Linked DNA regions of Homo sapiens: region 1 is linked to region 2. A link is a contact called in ENCODE Hi-C data. All regions are on one chromosome and are shown on one strand. The core of a region is the stretch at or near the end of the contact, and the rest is flanking DNA. Distances in the headings are between cores, read along the strand shown.

The links. Hi-C counts contacts between places; a loop is a spot of excess contacts on that map. Pooled maps may share reads with other maps.
Region 1: a loop to region 2 is called in a pooled map, with 6 times the contacts of the local background. The contact joins the enhancer-like site here to the promoter of EFCAB10 in region 2. A Hi-C loop is called at or near these places in 5 of 37 single-sample maps with no recorded cell type and 6 of 50 pooled maps.

Annotation. Positions count from the first base shown.
Region 1 is chr7:104,941,380-104,946,857 of GRCh38, reverse strand. It overlaps LOC101927902 (a long non-coding RNA gene), which reads right to left. Exons shown (of 2, transcript NR_187679.1): 1 at 5,188-5,478. Among named protein-coding and RNA genes, the nearest start is that of LHFPL3-AS2, 17 kb to the right of the region's middle. RefSeq lists enhancers at 1,200-1,269, 1,502-1,796, 1,590-1,899, 2,210-2,259, 2,900-2,959. Within about 2 kb of position 1,682, at least 37 of the 41 ENCODE cell types and tissues checked have a DNase peak (open chromatin) inside an H3K27ac peak, as active enhancers do.
Region 2 is chr7:105,580,163-105,585,137 of GRCh38, reverse strand. It overlaps EFCAB10 (EF-hand calcium binding domain 10), which reads left to right and starts at 3,645. Exons shown (of 5, transcript NM_001355526.2): 1 at 3,645-3,780. The coding sequence starts at 3,675. It also overlaps the pseudogene YBX1P2. RefSeq lists enhancers at 3,230-3,740, 3,741-4,253.

The sequences.
Region 1 (5,478 bases), core at 433-2,932, 640 kb after region 2:
GGCCTCCCAAAGTGCTGGCATTACAGGCATGCATGAGCCACTGCGCTCGGCCTGTAATCACTAACTTCTATTGAGCATTTACTATTGTGCCAGGTACTAAGTGCTTTACGTATATTTATTAGAAGGGAAAAAGATTCTTCCTCATCCCTTACATTTCCTTCCATGTGGAAGAAGCTTCTCTGGCATGAGATTTCTGACCTGTCTCCCTGCTCTTTGACTCATTCCTGCCCAGGAGGGTGGTGGTGGTGGTGAAGAGGGTGGTACAGGAAGAGGAGCAACTTCTCAATGGAGACGCTGGGGAGGAACTGGAGATGCATAGCTCAGCCCATCTCTGTCCTCTTGGCAGCCATCCTCCTCCAGAGCATGCTTTGGGCTCTGCTCTCCCAGGCTCCACTGTTTACAGGGACAGTTTCCAACTGGGGGGCATGCCCCAGCCTGCGTGGGTACCCTGCCTAATTCTGGCATTCACTTACCCACAAATGTAAACCATGGACTCCTATATAAAATGTATCAGTGATAAAGTTGATGTTTTGATCCCATTTGCTTTTTTTTTTTTTTTTTTTTTGAGATGAAGTCTCGTTCTGTCACCCAGGCTGGAATGCAGTGGGGTGATCTCGGCTCACTGCAACCTCCACTTCCTGGGTTCAAGTGATTCTACTGCCTCAGCCTTCCGAGTAGCTGGGATTACAGGTGTGTACTACCACACCCAGATAATTTTTGTATTTTCAGTAGAGACAGGGTTTCTCCATGTTGGCCAGGCTGGTCTTGAATTCCTGACCTCAAGTGATCTGCTTGCCTTGGCCTCCTAAAGTGCTGGGATTACAGGAGAGAGCCACTGCTCCTGGCCAATCCCATTTGTTTTTATTTCTCCTTGCCCAGCTCTTAATTACTCAGAACTTGGGAAGGGAAGAGAGGTTTCCTCTATTATAGTCTCTCAAATCTCCAAACTATTAACTCATTTAATCCTAACAAAAATTCCATTAGAGGACAGGGAGCAATGGCTCATGCCTGTAATCCTAGCACTTGAGAGGTGCAGTTGGGAGGATCTCTTGAGGCCAGGAGTTCAAGACCATCCTGGGCAACATAGTGAGACCCTGTCTCTACCAAAAATTAAAAGAAAAAAAGAATTCCATTAGAAAAGTACTCTTATTATCCTCTCAGATGAGGAAACTGAGCATTTGGCCTTTTGGTTGAAATACAAATATTTGCTCTCAGTCCAGGATCAGATGAAATTAAAGCATATAAGAGTGTTTGCAAACTGTTAAAGCTATGTATACAGAAGGCAATGAGGGTGGTGGTTCTGGCTTTCACACCCACTGGCAGTAGGACTCTGAGCAAGTACTTTCCGGACTTTAGTTCCTTTATCAGGAAAGTGAGGGGTGGGAGAGGCTGATCTGTGCAGATCCTTCCTGTTCTAACGCCTGTGACCACGAATCAGTGATGACTAGCCATTGACTGTTTTCTCCTGGCTTCCTCTGCGTCATTGAGGACTTTTGGATGCTGACTTTTCCCGATTGAGCTAGGCCCAGTCCCTGGGGAACACAGGCCACCTGAAACTCCCCCTCGTTGAATGGGCTGGGCTCAGTCATCTGAGGTTTGCTGCTCGGTTGCCTTTGGTTGCTGCAGCAACATAACACACGCCCACACTTCCGTTTCTGAGAGTGCGATGAAGGCTGATCTCCTCCTGTCGGCCACAGGGGCTCTCCCAGGCCCTGCCGCTCACAGTACTTCCTGGCTTCCTCACAAGGCCACCCGAGGGGAGGGGAAAGAAACCCACTAGTCATTCCTCGGGGGTTGTGGGAGTTGAAGTGAATACTTCCCCGGAAAAAAAAAAAAAAGGCACATCTCCATCAGGTCAGCACTGAGGGGCTAAAATCTCAAGAGATTCAGACTCAGTATTAAGAGACTGATTTGGCTGGGCGCAGTGGCTCATGCCTGTAATCCCAACACTTTGGGACGCCGAGGCGGGCGGATCGCCTGAGGTCAGGAGTTTGAGACCAGCCTGGGCAACATGGTGAAACTCCGTCTCTACTAAAAATACAAAAAATTAGCTGGGTGTAGTGGCAGGCACCTGTGATCCCAGCTACTCGGGAGGCTGAGGCAGGAGAACTCCTTGAACCCGGGAGGTGGAGGTTGCCGTGAGCCAAGATAGTGCCACTGCACTCCAGCCTGGGCGACAGAGTGAGACTCTGTCTCAAAAAAAATAAAATAAAATAAAGACTGATTTAGAACAGTGTTTGTGAACAGGATTTCTGCTTGCTGACGCCGTTGGAAGAGCCTGTGTTTTTGAAATGATTGACGTCATGAAATCTAGTTTGGTCACCAGGATATGGGGTTGACAAAGACCTTGTGGCAGGCCTTTACTATAAGTTTCATCTAATTCTGAAATTCAGTGCTTTCACACCGGAAGTGAGCAAAATAACAAAGAACAGAAAGTGGAAAAAACATTCTGACCTAGTGGAAACTATCTTTTGCCCACCTGCATTCCTGCAAAATAGCAGTCAAATTAGCCCAGATATCTACCTTTGAGGGGGTCCCCAGATGGTGTATCTCCCAAAGGGATTTTGTCGATGAATTTAACGCCCCAGTTATTCAGAAGAGAGTTCTAAAGGCATTATTAGAGGAACCTGAGGTTGTTTCTCTCTGCCTCCATAACAAAATAGCTCACTCTTTTGCACACCTGAATAAAGAAACTACACTGGGATCAGGAAATAAGGGCAGAGCCAGGGCAAATTCCGAACCAATGCAAGAAAACCTTTAAATGCAATTGCCCGGATAGTTCTCCCATTGAGAGGAACAGGATGTGTGCTGGCTTTAGCCAAGAGGAATGGGCTAGATAAGATGAGCATAGATTTTGAACATGCAAAAGGGTGAGGTGACCAGAGGGAAAAGGCGAGCAGCCAGGATAAGAAGACTCCTCTGTCCTTCTGACCCTTGCCCTCACAGGACCTGCTCCTACCAGCAACCAGCAGACACTTCCTCACTTAGGTGGGGGACTGAGGCTGTGGCCCTTGATGGCATTGTTCCCAGAATGGAAAATGTGGGTGTTGGCAACCATATCAAAGGCCTCTGATTGTTTAGAAACCTTTACAGCTCTGATCACCAGACCGCAAAGCCCAAGGGCCGTTCAAGGCCTGTGGAAACTTTGGAACAATAGACTTGGCCCCCTGCCTATCTGTTTTCGTGGCTTTCTGAAAGAGGTAGACGGGGCCTCCAGCCACTCTACGCTCCAGCCCAACCATCAACCTATCAATCTTCTTCAAGCCGGTTCTCACAAGCCAGCACTGGTTAGAGATCGGAGCTGAGATGAGTGCACTCTGCTCTTCAGAGACTGAGACTAGATTGAGAAGAAGGAGGTACCGGATCAGCGTACAAAGTCCAATGGGTGCCAAAAGACTCAGCAACCATGATAAACAATATTTTAATGCAACCACTAAAAAATAAAAATAAAAAATTATCCACGATGAACAAAATATCAAAAATTTTAAAAGAACTGCACTAAAATATTTATCTTGTTTACTGAGTTTTTTGGCGGCCCCTTAAATTTTGCACCCATGGGCCCGGCATTGTGGCTCACACCTGTAATCCCAACACTTTGGGAGGCTGAGGTGGGTGGATCACCTGAGGTCAGGAGTTCAAGACCAGCCTGGCCAACACAGTGAAACCCGTCTCTGCTAAAAATACAAAAATCAGCTGGCTGTGGTGGCACACACCTGTAATCCCAGCTAGTCGGGAGGCTGAGGCAGGAGAATCAGCTTGAACCTGAGAGGCAGAGGTTGCAGTGAGCCGAGATCGCTCCACTGCACTCCAGCCTGGGTGACAGAGCGAGACTCCATCTAAAAAAAAAAAATTGAATTTTGCACCCATGTTGAGTGCCTCCTATGCCTCACTCTAGTCCCTGCTCTGCTGTGAAATGGTGTGCTGTTGACAGGCACTCAGAAATATGAAACATGGAAATGCTCATTTTGATTATCAGGAGGTGAGGGTCCTCCAAGATGTGTGGAATGTGTTGCCCAGATAACCCAGGCCATGTTGCTTTTTTGTCTTTCTTTTTTAGAGACAGTGTATCACTCTGTTGCCCAGGCTGTAGTGCAGTGGGACAGTCATAGCTTGCTGCATTACTTCAAGCAATCCTGCTGCCTCAGCCTTCTAAGTAGCTGGGACTACAGACGCAAACCACCAGCTAATTTTCTAATTTTTTTTTTTTGATGGACTCTCACTCTGTCACTCAGGCTGGAGTGCAGTGGCACGGTCTCGGCTCGCTGCAACCTCCACCTCCTGGGTTCAAGTGATTCTCCTGCCTCAGCCTCCCAAGTAGCTGGGATTACAGGCATGCGCCACCACACCAGGCTAATTTTGTATTTTTAGTAGAGATGGGGTTTCTCCATGTTGGTCACGCTGGTCTGGAACTCCTGACCTCAGGTGACCTGCCCCCCTCGGCCTCTCAAAGTGGTGGGATTACAGGCATGAGCCACCGTGCCTGGCCTCTAATTTTTTATAGAGATGGGGTCTCACTATGTTCCCTGGGCTCGTCTCAAATTCTTGGCCTTAAGCGATCCTCCTACCTTGGCCTCCCAAAGGGTTGGGATTACAGGCATGAGCCACTGTGCCTGGACACATGTTTCTTAAGACCTAGGTGTTGAAGTTACAATTATGCCAGGGAATACAACTGGAAAGCTGCCTAGAAGAGCTGCAGTCCAGGCTACCCGAACCTTCCATAGGAGACTGGGGCAAGCGTCTGGGGGAGGCGGTTGCCTGCTTGGTATCATCTAAAAAGGATTGGAAAGGTTCCTTTCTCTAAGGGTCTCTTCTAGACATGCCATCAGTAGAGTTGTCAATCCTTTGGCTCTTGTAATTGTCTTGGTTTTAAAGAAACTTCCATTAAAATAATATAACTATCTCTGTGGTTATTATTGGCAGAGATCTTAGCAGAGTCTTACTTATTCATTCATTCAACAAGCATTGAGCACCACATACCAGGAATGCCCAGTCTAATGAGAGTGGCAAGGTGGAGGCCAGGGCAGGATGGCAGAGGGGCCACTCATTCGATTCTGATCTGCTTCCACCCGGGACTGCAACTGAGGAAGAGCAAGATTCAGAGCAGGTGCCTACCTGGGATCACAAGAGAGAGGTGCAGGAAGAGACAGGGAGAGCCCTCAAAACACTTCTCACTCCTTTCAGATGTACCTGGGCTATGCAGGGCTAGAGGAGGCAGCCAGCGATGGGCTTTGATTCATGGAAGTCTTGTTGCACAACTCTGGAGGCGGGGGCGCCATTCTCATAGAATACAATGTACCACTCAGGCATTGCACAGGATTGGGAAAGTTCTCTGGGAAGTGAAGCCTATCAGTAAGGTGGCAGGGGAGGGGAGTTTTCCCCTGAGGATATGCAGCTGTGCACCTGGCGGTTCTGTGGGTGGGATCCTGCTGTGTCCGGAATTGGTGGGTTCTTGGTTTCACTGACTTCAAGAATGAAGCC
Region 2 (4,975 bases), core at 2,396-4,895:
TATAGTTTTGTTTACTGGATTGTCAAAGAGGCTTAGAATATTTTCACATGTTCACTGACCACTTGTCATTCCCCTTCTTGAAGTGGGGCTTCTGCGCTAACTCTTGGGTGAAGCATGTGGGCACAGGCCCTCAAGGACAGATGGCCCAGCCCAGAGTTTTAGTTTCTCAGGTCTTCCCATGACTGAGTAGAGGCCCTCCTAGCTACTTGCATCCCACCTTACTCAGTGACCCTCCGTCAAAACAACTGTCAGGGCCAGGCACGGTGGCTCACGCCTGTAATCCCAGCACTTTGGGAGGCCGAGGTGGGAGGATCACCTGAGGACAGGTATCAGGGGAACCCGCCCCCAATAATTCAATGTTATTTCATGTAGGTTCTTTTCTATTTCCCTAAGTGTCAGACAGTCCGAGAAATAAAGAGTACAGGAGAGAGAAATTTTAAAGCTGGGTATCCGGGGGAGACATCACATGTCGGCAGGTTCCGTGATACCCCCCAAGCCGCAAAACCAGCAAGTTTTTATTAGTGATTTTCAAAGGGGAGGGAGTGTACGAATACGGTGTGGGTCACAGAGATCACATGCTTTACAAGGAAATAAAATATTACAAGGCAAATGGAAGCAGGGCGAGATCATAGGACCCAGGCGAAATTAAAATTGCTAATGAAGTTTCAGTCACGCATTGTCATTGATAACATCTTATCAGGAGATAGGGTTTGAGAGCAGACAAGCCGTCTGACTAAAAATTTACTAGGTGGGAATTTCCTCATCCTAATAGGCCTCGGAGTGCTACAGGAGACTGGGGCTTATTTCATCCCTTATCTGCAACTGTAAAAGACATTCCATTTTAGAAAGACAGGCCATTTTAGAGACCAACCCCTGGAAAGGCATTCTCTTTCTCAGGTCTGTTCCTTACTGAGAAAAGGAATTCAGTGATATTTCTATTTGCTTTTGAAAGAAGAGAAATATGGCTCTGTTCTGCCTGGCTCTCAGGCAGCCAGACCTAATGGTTATCTCCCTTGTTCCCTGAACATTGCTGTTATCCTGTTCTTTTTTCAGGGTGCCCAGATTTCATATTGTTTAAACACACATGCTTACGAACAATTTGTGCAGTTAACACAATCGTCGCAGGATCCTGAGGCGACATACATCCTCAGTTTACAAAGACAATGGGATTAAGAGATTAAAGTAAACACAGGCATAGGAAATCACAAGAGTATTGACTGGGGAAGTGATAAATGTCCATGAAATCTTCACAATTTATATTCTGCCATGGCTTCAGCCGGTCCCTCCGTTTGGGGTGCCTGACTTCCTGCAACAGACAGGAGTTCCAGACCAGCCTGGCCAAGATGGTGAAACCCCATCTCTACTAAAAAATACAAAAAAAATTAGGGTGTAGTGGTGCCTGCCTGTAATCCCAGCTACTTGGGAGGCTGAGGCAGGAGAATCTCTTGAACCTGGGAGGTGGAGGTTGCAGTGAGCCAAGGTCACGCCATTGTACTCCAGCCTGGGCGACAAGAGCGAAAATCCGTCTCTAAATAAATAAATAAATATGTCAGGTGGTCTCCATCTCATAAAACCAGCTCCAGCAAACAGGGGTTGAAGCTCAGGATCCAGGCTGCTCTGTGGCCCACAACCCAGTCGAGCCAACAGGCCAAGACCTTCCTGACTGGTGGCCAGCGCCATGCCTGCAGGCCGCTCACACCAGAGATGCCACTTAGAACTCTCCACTGGGGAGTTCGATCGGTAGCGGGAGCGGAGAGCGGACCCCGGAGAGCGGACCCCAGAGAACCCTGAGCAGCCCCGCCGCTGCCGGCCTAGTTACCGTCATACCACGGGAGGAGCCGCAGCTGCCGCAGCCGGCCCCAGTCTCCATCACCGCAACCAATGAGCAGCAAGGCCGAGACCCAGCAGCCACCCGCCGCCCCCGCCTTTCCCCCCACCGCCCCCCTCCCGTCCCCCCGCCGCCCCCGCCCTCAGCGCCGCCGACACCAAGCCCGGCACTACGGGCAGCTGCGCAGGGAGCGGTGGTCCGGGCGGCCTCACATCGGCGGCGCCTGCCAGCGTGGACAAGAAGGTCATCGCAGTGAAGGTTTTGGGAACAGTAAAATGGTTCAATGTAAGGAACGGATATGGTTTCATCAACAGGAATGACACCAAGGAAGATGTATTTGTACACCAGACTGCCATAAAGAATAACCCCAGGAAGTACCTTCGCAGTGTAGGAGATGAAGAGACTGTGGAGTTTGATGTTGTTGAAGGAGAAGAGGGTGCGGAGGCAGCAAATGTTACAGATCCTGGTGGTGTTCGAGTTCAAGGCGGTAAATATGCAGCAGATCGTAACCATTATAGACGCTATCCACGTCATAGGGGTCCTCCACGCAATTACCAGCAAAATTACCAGAACAGTGAGAGTGGGGAAAAGACCGAGGGATCGGAGAATGCTCCCGAAGGCCAGGCCCAACAATGCCGGCCCTACCGCAGGCAAAGGTTCCCACCTTACTACATGCGGAGACCCTATGGGTGTCGACCACAGTATTCCAGCCCTCCTGTGCAGGGAGAAGTGATGGAGGGTGCTGACAACCAGGGTGCAGGAGAACAAGGTAGACCAGTGAGGCAGAATATGTATCGGGGATATAGACCACGATTCCGCAGGGGCCCTCCTTGCCAAAGACAGCCTAGAGAGTACGGCAATGAAGAAGATAAAATCAAGGAGATGAGACCCAGGGTCAGCAGCCACCTCAACGTCGGTACCGCAGCAACTTCAATTACCAACGCAGATGCCCAGAAAACCCTAAATCACAAGATGGCAAAGAGACAAAATCAGCCAATCCACCAGCTGAGAATTCGTCTGCTCCCGAGGCTGAGCAGGGCGGGGCTGAGTAAATGCCGGCTTACCATCTCTACCATCATCCGGTTTAGTCATCCAACAAGAAGAAATATGAAATTCCAGCAATAAGAAATGAACAAAAGATTGGAGCTGAAGACCTTAAGTGCTTGCTTTTTGCCCGTTGACCAGATAAATAGAACTATCTGCATTATCTATGCAGCATGGGGTTTTTATTATTTTTACCTAAATATGTCTCTTTTTGGTAATAACAAACGTGTTTTTTTTAAAAAGCCTTGTTTTTCTCAATACGCCTTTAAAGGTTTTTAAATTGTTTCATATCTGGTCAAGATGAGATTTTTAAGCACTTTATTTTTAATTTGTAATAAAAGTTTACAACTTGATTTTTTCAAAAAAGTCAACAAACTGCAAGCACCTGTTAATAAAGGTCTTAAATAATAATAATAAAAAGAACTCTCCACTGGGCACCCTCAAAATTGCACAAGTTCCTTCTGTTATTAGTTCATGCTGAGTTGTGATGCCAGCACTTCAAGCCTTGTTAATCATTGGATCAACAAGTACCGAGCTAGGTGCTAGAGAGAGATGGAAAAAGGCACCTGGGCCCAGCCCTAAGCCTGGATCGCGGACAGTGACGTTGGTCCACACCTCACCTGCCCTCTCTGCCCTGCTACATGCCCCAGGCTTGCCCTGAACCGTGAGCTCTAGAAATTCCAGGTCCGGGTCGCAGCCACAGGGCAGTCAGGCGTGTCACGTGACCGCGCCGGGTAGAGGGAGACAGAGTCGCACGGCTGAGACGCCAGGCAGTCGCCTAGCAACAGCGGGACGCGGAGCGATGGAGACCAGCAGCAGGGAGCTCCAAGCCGCGGAGTATTTGGAAAAGCATCAGATCAAGGAGGTGGTTAGCTACCTCACCAGCGCCCTCCTTTTCTTTCGGCCGGGTAAGGGCCCCCATGCCCCGGTACAGCCATACCTCCATGTGGGGTTCGCTTCCCACACGAAACCCCCCTCTTACACATTCGCTTTCCACTGCCTCCCAGCCACGTGAGCCCTTCTGCTGTTGATTAACTCTGCGGCCTTCAATAAAAGTCCCTCAGGCTGCAGTACAATGGCGTGATCTCATTTCACTACAACCTCCACCTCCTGGTGGCGATTCTCAGGGGCGATTCTCCTGCCTCAGCCTCCTGAGTGGCTGAGATTACAGGCGCCCGCCACCATGCATGGCTAATTTTTGTATTTTTAGTAGCGACAGGGTTTCGTCATGTTGGTCAGGCTGGTCTCGAACTCCTGACCTCAGGTGATCTGCACGCCTCGGCGCCTCAAAGTGCTGGGATTGTAGGCGTGAGCCACCGCGCACGGCCAAAGTTTTTAATCTGGCAACTAAACAATTGATAGGGTAGGATAGAAGATGTTCTAGAGGGGATCGCTTTTCCTGACTTTTTTTACACATCTGAACCCCCTACAAAATTTGAATCGTTTTGTAATTTGGGAGTGGTGTGTCATTTAAAAGTTATATTTAGGTGAAAATGGTTTTATGTCCTCCCCAGGGTGCAGAATTGTAATTTGCCGACCTCCATATGGAGCGTCCGAAATGCCAAAATTGTCCATTTGCTTCTGTGTAAGGAAGTGGAAATACCAAACATTCCAATTTTGCCAAAAAACACCCAACCAATATCATGTATAGGAGACAGAGTTCTTGCTAGTTGTTTTAAAGTATTAAAACAAATATTAGAAAGAAAAAAAAAGGCCGGGCACGAGATGGCGCCACTGCAGCCTGGGCGACAAAGCGAGATCCTATCTCAAAAATAAAAATAAAAATAAAAAATAGGCCAGGAGCAGTGGCTCAGGCCTGTAATCCCAGTACTTTGGGAGGCCGAAGCGGGTGGATCACTTGAGTTCAGGAGTTTGAGACCAGCCTGGCCAACATGGTGAAACCTCGTGTCTGCTACAAATACAAAAAATTAGCCGGGTGTGGTAGCGCATGCCTGTAATCCCAGCTATTCGTGAAGCTCCTTGGGGGCGGTGACTCACGCCTATAATACCAACGCTCTGGGAGGCTGTGGTGGGCAGATCACTTGACTTCAGGAGTTCATAGACCAGCCTGGGCAACATGGCAAAACCCCATCTCTATTAAAA